Regions from separate parts of the Homo sapiens genome. Here region 2 is linked to region 1. Evidence: chromatin contacts called from ENCODE Hi-C data. All regions are on one chromosome and are shown on one strand. The core of a region is the stretch at or near the end of the contact, and the rest is flanking DNA. Distances in the headings are between cores, read along the strand shown. Region 1 holds the start of AIG1 (androgen induced 1). Region 2 holds the start of FUCA2 (alpha-L-fucosidase 2).

Region 1 (5,975 bases), core at 1,177-3,676:
CGGGCGCAGTGACTCACACCTGTAATCCCAGCACTTTGGGAGGCCGAGGCAGGTGGATCATTTGAAGTCAGGAGTTCAAGACCAACCTGGCCAACATGGTGAAACCCCATCTCTACTAAAGATACAAAAAAAATTAGCCAGGTGTGGTGGCATGCGCCTGTAGTCCCAGCTACTTGGGAGGCTGAGGCAGGAGAATAGTTGAACCCAGGAGGCAGAGGTTGCAGTGAGCTGAGATCATGCCACTGCACTTCCGCCTGGGTGACAGAGCTAGACTCTGTCTCACAAAAAAACAAAAAGAAAAACAAAACAAAAAACCTGACCATTAAAAATGGCTTTATGAAAATATTATTTCATTTTGTAACAATGGGGTTGGGGAGTCTTAATAATTGTCTAACATGTAAAGTAGGAAGGGTATATCAAACTTTGCAAATATCACATTAACTCATAAAACTTTATTAAGGCTCTATTGAGAGGTGAGGCCAGCTGGACCTCCTGAGACAAGTGGGGACTTGGGGAACTTGCCTGTCTTACAAGAGGAGTGTAAAATGCACCAATCAGCGCTCTGTAAAAAGCACCAATCAGCACTCTGTAAAACACACTAATCAGCACTCTGTAAAACGCACCAATCAGCAAGATTTTAAAAGTAGCCAATCGCAGGGAGGACTGAAAAAAGGGCACTCTCATAGGACAGAAACAGAACACTGGAGAGGACAATAAGGGAATAAAAGCTGGCCACCCCAGCCAGCAGCAGCAACCCGCTCCAGTCCCCTTTCATGCTGTGGAAGCTTTGTCCTTTCACTCTTCACAATAAACCTTGCTATCGCTCACTCTGGGTCTGTGCCATCTTTAAGAGCTGTAACACTTACCACCAAGGTCTGCCGCTTCATTCTTGAAGTCACTGAGACCACTAATCTACCGGCAGGAACCAATTCCAGACACATTATTAAGGTAGGTAGATCTTCAATAGATCTACTCTTTTTTATTTTTATTTTTTTGGCAGTTTATAACCATGTACCAAGGATGCACAATTAAAAAAATAAAGCCAACTTTTACATTAAGATTTAACCAAAAATCATCAATAATACATCGTTTTAATGCTAGTAGAATCTTCTTCTGACATCAGTTCTATTAGCATAATTATAATGCCAATTAAAAAAATCTAGTGGGTCTCTTCATTTTAGTTTAGAGCTTGATTGGAAACATTCAGGAAAACATCCATGGCTTGCTTGCTACTTTCTCTTTACCTCTAGCACTATGCTTCTCCCCACCAGCCCTCCCTCCACATCCTCTGACTCAGAGACTATTTGAAGAGGACACCTGTTTTAAATGGATCCACAGGAAATACCTATGTTGCCTTTTCATAATCCGAACCTGCAACTGGTTGGCTGAAATGAAAATGTTGCCCACAGACTGATGCAACTTCAGTGTGACAACATTTACTGGAAGGCAGGAGGGACTCCAGTTTATATTTATTTTCCTTCCATTAAGCCCTGGTAGTGTAGTGTAAGAAAAAAGTAAGGGCAAAACCAGTTTAACAACCAGATGATTAGTATTAAATTACACGCAGGGGTTTTACATCCAAAATTGGAATTTTTTAAAGCTGAATGCAATCTTGTGGCAGAAAGTTATTTGAAAATCCTTTCTTTATAGCTTTTTATCTATAAACCTCTTGTCCAAAGTTCATATTCTAGCTGATGTTATATACTGATATGACATTATTCAATCTGTCATGGAAAAGTGCTGCGTAGCCTACCCATTGAAAGCAGAATTGAGAGAGTTTCCTAGTGATTGACAGTCGTTTGTCAACACTGAAAACCTTATTGCCCCAAAATACTGAAAGTCACTCGCGGCTGCCTGTGCTCGGGTTTACACCCCACGTTCACACCCCCACCGGATCCCTCCGCACGGGGCACCAGCTCTCGGCCAACTGCAACTACCCCAGGAAGCGTCACCGCGATTCCGGGGCGGGAACATTTGTGGACACTGGGGTCCACTCCTTCAGTCTAGGTTCCCCGCCCCCTCGCCCGGCCCGGCGCCCACTAGCCACAGGGCCCGCTTCCCCCTGGAGATCAGCGCGCACTTCCCGAGCCCTCGTAGCACTCAGAGGTCGCATCCACACCTGGGATGCCTAGGGGGCGCCTCCTGGCCGGGTGTCCCGGGACCCTGCGAACGCAGGAGCAGAATGACGAAGGTGACGAAAGAGATGACGACACGCCGCCTGCCAGGCCGCGGCCGGCAGTGGAGAGCGTCCGCAAACCGCGCCCGGCCAGTACAGGTCACCCGGGCGCTCGCGGCCGCGCCAGTCCCCGGGGGCGCGCGCCCCGCCCCCGCCCCCGCCCCCGCCCCGCCCCGCCCCGCGCCCGCGCCCGCGCCCGGGTTCCCACGGCGCCCGCCCCCGCGCGCCCGGCGCCTCCCTCACGCCCGCCCTCCTTGCCGCCCAGCCGGTCCAGGCCTCTGGCGAACATGGCGCTTGTCCCCTGCCAGGTGCTGCGGATGGCAATCCTGCTGTCTTACTGCTCTATCCTGTGTAACTACAAGGCCATCGAAATGCCCTCACACCAGACCTACGGAGGGAGCTGGAAATTCCTGACGTTCATTGATCTGGTAAGGCCGTCCCCTCCCCCTGCTCGCCCCGCACCCCGTGCCTGTGTGTGCGTGTGTGTGTGTGTGTGTGTGTGTGTGTGTGGATGCGCGAGCACCTGCGCACGTGCGCGCCTCCAGCATCCACCCGTGTCCTCGCCTCTTCCCCAGTGATTGCGTGTGAAGGCCTGGCTGCCCCCGCAGCGGCACCTTCTGAACCACTCACCGTTACCTGGTAGCTGGGTACCCTTACCTGGCAACTGGGGGACAAATGGAGGTGGGGCGCAGCCAGGTGGTGGGCTCTTTGGAGGGGGACACCGAACTGCTTCTAAGAGGTGACACGGGAAGAATCTTCAACAAAAGCATCGGACCTGATCCTGAATGGCCTGAGACCCATTCGCCCTCAAGGTGCTTTTCAGAGCACCCACCGTGGGATGAACTTGTTGCAACTGAAGGAAACTGGGTATTGTCTAGTGATTTGGAACTTCACCTGAAAGAACCAAATCCTTCTCATAAGGGAGAGAAAGCACCTAATAAAGTTGTCTTCTTTGCATCTGTTTTTTTCCCCCATTGTCAATAATTTACTTTCAACCTTTACCCCGTACATATTAGGAGACAGAGATGTTCAAAGTGCATTTCCAAGGTGACTGTACACACTTCTCTGTCTTCCCATGTACAAATTTACAGTAGTTTGCATAAGCAGCTCCTCTGTTGGCACAATATGATAATCTTGACAGGTGCAGGTTATTATTAGTATATCATTTTGAAAGTTTTTCTATTTCTGGCACTAAAAGGCCCTCTTCAACCTCCCTGGAGAACAGAACATGGGCATAAGGCCCAATAATGAACTCATGGATGGACCTAGGAATTTCAGGGTAAAGGTGACTAAGACACACGCTAAAAGATTATTAGGAAGAGGCTTAAAACAAAAGCAATGAAGTTCTAAAGCACTCAGAGAAATTGTAGAACCAATTCCTGGGACTCCCTGAACTGTTTATCCAAGACTATACAGTTGGTTGGCTACACCAGCAAGATTATAATCTCTTGTTGACCCTCCATTCTGATGAAGAGAACATGATACCTGTTTTAAAAATTTCCAAAGGCTTAGGATGCCTCAAAGAAATGCAGAGAGGCTTTTGGTTTAAAAATAACACCTTATATTTGCATTATATTAGATACTTTCAGAGTGGAATTTCAATTCTGTTGCCCAGCAGTCTCCAAACTGTGCACATACCCTTAGGCCCACAAGACTTCACAGGGTATAGAATGTTGCAAGGGTTTTAATTTTCAGATCCTCATCTTCCAACTCTGCTTGAAACTAATTTCCCTCTGAACATGCGTGATGCCTGCCAGTTCTCCTTTCATTCTCCCCATTCATCCAAGTGAGGAGCCCGTGACAAGACTCTGAGGTGTGCTTTTCTGTCTGTTCCTTTTAGCTTCCAGAAGATAGATGGTTGTCACCAGGGCTATCTTTATATTTGATTGAACAACAATGTCGGAGTTGCCTTGACAGAAAGTCTTATTGGGTTGATTGGCTTGTCAATGAGGATTGGCTTTGCCAATTATGTTGTGTAGCAGACATTTTCTGTATACTGAATGAGCTAAATCTGCAACCCTGAGGTTCTGATGCATATGTATATGAAGCAAGCATACCACCCATAGAGCGCCAGAAAGATGTCCCTTTTTCAAGTGTTTACACTTAACTATGTTAAGGATGTTGAGATGTTATTTAAAAATATGTGCATAGATTTTCAGAATTCTTTGAGGGGCTATGTGAGCAAAACTCCTTTTGGGACACTGCCTTATCCCATTCCTAAGTCAGATCTTACTTAGAGCTGGCCTATTTGAATGTTGCTAAAGAGCAGTGCTGGGCAAGAATACAGAGATGCTGTGGGAGCCATAGGTTCTAGAAACAGCCCTCAGCATCACTCTTGCAGTAGATGCTGTGTTGTGGGAGCAAGGCAGGGGTCAGCAGGTGAACAGAGGTAGAAATTGAGGGTGTTGGTTAACCCAAGAGATGCCTGCTTTTCATAATTAGCATTGCTTACTGTGCATTGAAAAACAAGGCTCAGAAGAAATGATATACCTCTCATAACCTTTGTGTGACATGAAACCATAGTAGAGTCAGCTTGATATGCTGTCATATAATTTATCTTTTAGCATTCAATGATTGGACTTGCCTGTTTTAAATACTAATCACCATACAGGACTTTTTCTATCCCAGAAGTCAGACAGTAGATTCAAATGTGAAACATTTACTTTGCTTCATATTTAGCTTCAGATTGTATAGGACCTTTAGCCAGCGTTGTAATTTTTTACTCTGTGGCTCCTGATTGAAACATAATAATTATCTTTAACAAAGAGTGCCTGTGAGAAAGTATGTCTGAGATATATTCATAAAAACATTCATGCAAAGTGTTATTCTTTTTATTATTTGAGATTTAGAATCCTTAGAGCTTAAGCATTGTACAGCTGTTAAAACAACCAACCTGTCAATCCTCAGTAATGGCATGAAATGATTAGGCTACTATAATTTAGCCATTTTACTTTTCACTTTTAATGTTAAAAAGACCGTAAACTTTATTACCTAGTGCCTTGTACAATATTAATGAGTCTAAGTTTATTGGAGTAATTTTGCAAGAGTTTAACTTTTTAAAATTGTAATGTGAAGGCCCTTTTTTCTAGCCAACTTGGATTGCAGGAATCATTTATCCTGATAGCCACAGTTGGATTCCATATTCCATGGCTTCAGTTTACCAGGATCTGAGTCAGGAATCTCAGGCTCTATGCATCCAGGAGCAGATGATTATGTGGCAGTGGCCATTCTGGCTGTATTCATTTCTCTCCTTGGGTATGAGGGTCATTCCAGTAGATTCAGAGCTTATGGTCAAAAACTGAAATACACATTGTTGCTACCAGTAATCTTATACTGTTATTCTCCAATGGTTTCTTTTCCTAGTATTGAGAAACTGTAAGAGAACTAAGGTGTTTTTGGAAAATTGAAGTTAGTAAATGGAAAAAGAACACTGTCTTGGTGTGGTAGGCAGAATAATGGGCCTCCAAAGATGTTTACATTCTCATGCCAGGAACCTGTGAATACATTAGGTTACATGGCAAAGGGAAATTAAAGTTGCAGATGGAATTAAGATTGCAAATCAATTGACCTTAAAATAGGGTAATTATCCTGAGTTATCCCATTGGGCCCAATGTAATTACAAGGGTCCTTAAAAGGAATAGGGAAACAGAAGACAAGAGCTTGTTGGAGGAAGATGTGACTGGAAGAAAGTCAGAGAGAGATACGACAATGCTGGGTTTGAAGATGGAGGATGGAGCCAGGAGACAAGGGGTGTGAGAGGTGTCTAGAAGCTGGAGAGGACAAAAAAATGGTTTTCCTC
Region 2 (5,189 bases), core at 25-2,524, 450 kb after region 1:
GCTAACATGGCAAAACCCCGTTTCTACTAAAAAATACAAAAAAATTGGCCAGGCATGGTGGCGTGCGCCTGTAGTCCCAGCTACTCAGGAGGCTAAGGCGCGAGAATCGTTTGAACCCGGGCGGCGAAGGTTGCAGTGAGCCGAGATGGTGCCACTGCACTCCAGCCTGGGTGACAGAATGAGACTATGTCTCAAAAAAAAAAAAAAAAGAATATATTATGTGTATGTTTCTATATATGCACACAAAATATTTCTGTTTTGAAGGACTTAATACTTGTAGCATTTAGTCAGAAAAGACATGTGCAACAGTTTAAGAAATTACATGCACATTTTCACATAGATCTCAAGGTAAAATCTAACGCACAGATTTTTGTGTAGCACCTTTCATACGGCAGTATGATAACTGGGTTGTGTTAAGAGTACCATTCTAGAACCTCTTTAAAAAGTTCCTAGAGCCACACATGGGTAACATGTTAACATTAAGTAGCCAATGGTGTTCAATGAACAGTCGTTTCACATACTCATGACTATGTTTTAACCATAACTTCATGGCAGAACGACTGTAAATTGGCAGGTAGCAGCAGAGCAACCATAGGCCATTGTGCCTGAGTCACCGCTCGTGTGATGCCCCTGCACAAACTGATGAATGTCTGTAGTAGCTCGATGTTGTAGTGTCATAACTACAGCTTAATATGCGCAACTATGAAGAAGCTGAGGAGTCAGGAGTATCTGAAAACTCTTACAGTCACACGGAAGAAAAATTCCCTGTTCATCCAGCAGAAGCACTTAGGCAGGAAACCACATATTCGACACCCGGAAGTGCGAAACGCGGGTAACGCAGTGGGAGGTGAAACCGACGAGGGTGCAGGCAGCACCAGGCGGCGAACCAGGCCCGCTGGGTGGTGGCTGGAGGCTGCGGGTGGGGACAAAAGCGCGGCAGACGAGACAAAAGGGAGCGCACTCACCAGAACCACTCGCTACCGAAGCTGGGCACGGAAAACACTCCCCAGTGGATGAAGATGCCGAACTTGGCCTGGTCAAACCACGCGGGCAGCTGGCGGGCGTCCAGGGACTCCCAGGTGGGGTCGAAGCGCGTGGCGCTGTGGGCAGGGCACGGCGGCGGCGGCAGCAGCAGCAACAGCAACAGCAGCAACGGGAACGCGAGCCTGGGGAGCTCCTGGGGCCGCATGTCCCGGCGCAGGCCGGCTGTCCTCTCTGCAGGCTCCCGCGGCCTCGGGAGCGCTGTTCTTCCGTCTCTGCCGCTGAGTATGCCGCGCCGCGGTCACCTGACCAAGTCGGACTTGGAAACCGGCCACCCTTCCCCCTCTGGGGCGGGAGTGGCCACTCTCCCGGGCGTTCCGAATGACCTCAGGAGGGCTGCATCGCTCAGCATAACTAAGGCCAGCATTACCCCAAAGCCAGCTGGGACGGCTTTGCTAAGGCTCTGTCCTCTTGAGGGGAAAATATGAGTCTGAGTCAGGGCCTTGTGGCCAGCGCCTCTGCCCTCAAGCAGACACGACCCTGACCAAGAAACTGCCCAAGAAGACAATGCCCCCAGCCCACCCTGGTGGCTGCTCCACACGTCCGAAGCGTGCACGAGAAGGTCAAGGCAGGAACTTCAGCCGGGTCTCGCCATGATGGAACATGGAAAGCAACCTAGATCCTTCTCGGCCTCTGTATCAGCTCCCAAGATCCTGCATGTTAGAACCGTGGTTGTCAACCTTGAATTTGTATCAGATGAAATTCCAAGAGCTTCAGATTCAGCAGTTAGGTTGGGGCCCAAGAATTTGCGTTTCTACCCAGTTCCTACTTCTAGGATGTTCTGATGTTGGGCCGGGCGCGGTGGCTCACTCCTGTAATCCCAACACTTTGGGAGGCCGAGGCGGGCGGATCACAAGGTCAGAAGATCGAGACCATCCTGACTAACACGGTGAAACCCCGTCCCTACTAAAAATACAAAAAATTAGCGGGACGTGGTGGCGGACGCCTGTAGTCCCAGTTACTCGGGAGGCTGAGGCAGGAGAATCGCTTGAACCCGGGAGGCAGTTACAGTGAGCAGAGACGGTGCCACTGCACTCCAGCCTGGGCTACAGAGTGAGACTCCATCTCAAAAAAAAAAAAAAAAAGAAAGAAAACAAAATTGTGATGTTTCTGATTGGTGGTCCAAACTTTCCTGAGAACCACTGCATTGAACAAGGAGATGATCTGAGACAGGTGAAACCAGTGGAATGAATGTTTAAGAAACCTGCAAGCTTGGGAAAAAAGGCCAGCAACTTGGAAAGATTAATCAAAAGGATATTTGGGAAGCTTATCACCTCCACCTCTTGTTTGGTTTGTTTGTTTGTTTGTTTGTTTGTTTGTTTGTTTGTTTTTGAGACAGAGTCTCGCTCTCTCGCCCAGGCTTGAGTGCAGTAACATGATCTAGGCTCACTGCAGCCTCTGCCTCCCGGGTTCAAGGATTCTCCTGCCTCAGCCTCCAGAGTAGCTGGGACTACAGGCACATGCCACTGTGCCAGACTAATTTTTGTATTTTTCTTTTCTTTTTTAGTAGAGACAGGGTTTCACCATGTTGGACAAGCTGGTCTCAAACTCTTGACCTCAGGTGATCTGCCCGCCTTGGCCTCCCAAAGTGCTAGAATTACAGGCATGAGCCACCAAGCCCAGCCTCTCCTCCACCTCGTAAGTGTTTTCAAAGTAAAGCCAGAATCCTCAACTGCTTCTGCCCCCATGAAATCATTACCCTTCAATGAGCCAATTCAAATGCTGCTTCTTTTGTGAAGCTTTCTGCCACCACCCTTCCCTCCCAGAATGTTGTACTTTCCCTGATCTGCTTCATAACACCTCCTTCCAAGCACACATAGGATTTCACGCATCCTCTAGTAGCTAGGTGGTACAGGTCTGATTTCCCATCAGACTGTGAGCTTTTTGAGGGCATTCATAATGACCTTCTTTTCTGTAGTGCCTACAATTACAGCAGAAAAGCAGCACTCAAAATGTTTGTTGAAGCTCTCCAGTGAACTGGGGTTCTAATTATTGAGTGAAGAACTTGACACTAAGTGGCTGTTGCCTGCATTATCCCAACCCATCTCTGCAGAGAGATGGGAGCAGCAGAGGGCGCTGTCACTGCAGGTGTAGGGGCATTTTTCCTCTCCATGACATGCCAGATGGCCCCCCGGGGCCACAGCTCCACCGTAAGAGTCCCCAATTTTGTTTTGTTTTTTTACAGTGAGGGTGTTCTAGAGGAAAGGGCTCAACGAATCCAATTGCAATAGCTCCAGTTTGTGATAAAGATGACAATTTTTTTTTATTTGAGACAGAGTCTGGTTCTGTTGCCCAGGCTGGAGTGCAGTGGCACAGTGTTGACTCACTGCCACCTCCACCCCCGGGGATTCAAGCAATTATCGTGTCTCAGCCTCCCGAGTAGCTGGGATTACAGACCCCAACCTCCAGCTAACTTTTGTATTTTCACCATGTTGGCAAGGCTGGTTTTGAACCCCTGATCTCAAGTCATCCTCCTGCCTCAGCCTCTCAAAGTGCTGGGATTACAGGCATGAGCCACGGTGCCTGGGCTGACAAATATTTATTATTGAGTTTGTGGAACCCAGAATGATCTAGGGCCTCAGTGGCCACTGAACCCTGGGGCACACTTGAACAAAAATATGGGCTTCTCAGCCACTATGCCTTGACATCCTCTCTAATCAGAAGTTTGTGTAATAAGTGCAAAAGACAATATTCACAGTGACAATGATACTGTGAACTGCCATAGGGAGAGTAGACATGACTGTGGTGACAATGCAGCGGCAGCAGGACCCTGTCCTCTCATAAGTGGGCATCCTTTCCCCATGTGAACACCACATAGCAGAAACGCCCATCTTCCAAAGCCCTTTTATCATGTTATGAATTATTTACACTTCCATATATTTCAGTTAAAGAGTGGTAATCAGATCTGTATGGATGCCACTTGGGTCATTTGTCATTTCACTTGAAGGCAAAGAAATGTTTTTAACTGGTAAGTACAACCTTATCATAAAAGTCTATTTTCTGTAAGAAATACTGAAAATATATTAAAGACCTCCCTTAGTGCCCTTCAGGACACATAAGAATCCTAATATACCAGGTTGGGAACCATTGCTATAGGATTTGAAAGGAATAGTAAATAGTATTATCTGAAAGTGAAGAGGAAGAAGAGATTCTACTTAAAAATATTTGTTAAATGACTGAAAGAAATAAATCTATGAAGTCGTTTAGAACATGGTCCTTTAGGGAAAGACCTGCCTGCTGTAGATTCCATTCACATTTTATACGTTTGTAATGCCTTACAAAGCTAGTCTTTGCACTTAAAGCTACTGCTAACTGAGCAATAGAATCACACCTCATAAGGCTTAAACTGTGTATTTAAAGGTTTTGATAGGGGATCCAGAAATCTGAGTGAAACCCTGGGTTCTGCAGGTACACATGGCTCATGTATAAGGCATTTGAAGGGCTTGTGGCCTTGATGGGGAACACTGTCAACTCTGATCCTGTTTGTCTGAGGTTACTTGGGGTACAAGATGAAGACAGAAGGGCGTGCCTCCCTTCTGGAACCATCACGGCCAGCAGCCGCATGTTGGGCAGCTGCTGATACTCAGGGTGCCCAGGCGGGAGATGGTGAGAGGCCAGCCCTAGCCAAATTCCTTGCTGCTGCCAGAGGAAGCAGTCTTGCCATGTGTGTCCACAGGGATAAGATTAGCTGCCGAGGTGGAGCTGATATCTGAGCGAGGCTCTCGAGGACACATTCTGGATAGATCTCCATATGGGAGTTGGATGACTGCCACCAGCCAGTCTTGGCAGTCCCCAGAATTCTTCTGAAGTGGACAGTGGAAGAAGTGAAACATTTGCCTGGCAGCTGGCATCAATGCAGTCTCTCTCTGGACATGCAGAAGAAAAGGTTCAAAAGGAACTGAACCCAAACCAGTCTTTATTTGGTAAATATCCCAGCTTCACGGTAGAAGAGCAGGCATGGGGGAAATAAAAGAAAACCCGCCTTTTTCAGGCCAGGGGGCAGGGAAGAGAAGCAGAGAGGAATAAAGGGAGGAGGCCCCGGGGTGTCAGCAGAGAGGGGAGAGCTGCCAGGCTGTGGCCCCACGCCAGCCTCTGCCATAGGGCTGTGTAATCCTGGGGAAGGCGTTCAACCTCTGTGCCTCAGTTTC

What was found. Hi-C counts contacts between places; a loop is a spot of excess contacts on that map. Pooled maps may share reads with other maps.
Region 2: a map of naive thymus-derived CD4-positive, alpha-beta T cell shows a loop between it and region 1 (2.2-fold over the local background). The contact joins the promoter of FUCA2 here to the promoter of AIG1 in region 1. A Hi-C loop is called at or near these places in 1 of 168 maps with a recorded cell type or tissue (naive thymus-derived CD4-positive, alpha-beta T cell), 1 of 37 single-sample maps with no recorded cell type and 13 of 50 pooled maps.

The regions. Positions count from the first base shown.
Region 1 is chr6:143,058,463-143,064,437 of GRCh38, forward strand. AIG1 (androgen induced 1) reads left to right here and starts at 2,427. Exons shown (of 6, transcript NM_016108.4): 1 at 2,427-2,604. The coding sequence starts at 2,464. RefSeq lists enhancers at 1,423-2,361, 2,187-2,316, 2,917-2,966 and silencers at 2,317-2,406, 2,657-2,726.
Region 2 is chr6:143,510,446-143,515,634 of GRCh38, forward strand. It overlaps FUCA2 (alpha-L-fucosidase 2), which reads right to left and starts at 1,275. Exons shown (of 7, transcript NM_032020.5): 1 at 966-1,275. The coding sequence starts at 1,189. LOC105378035 (a long non-coding RNA gene) reads left to right here and starts at 1,340. Exons shown (of 4, transcript XR_007059796.1): 1 at 1,340-2,331; 2 at 2,549-4,964. RefSeq lists a silencer at 508-711 and enhancers at 912-1,574, 1,134-1,263, 1,374-1,553, 1,575-2,235.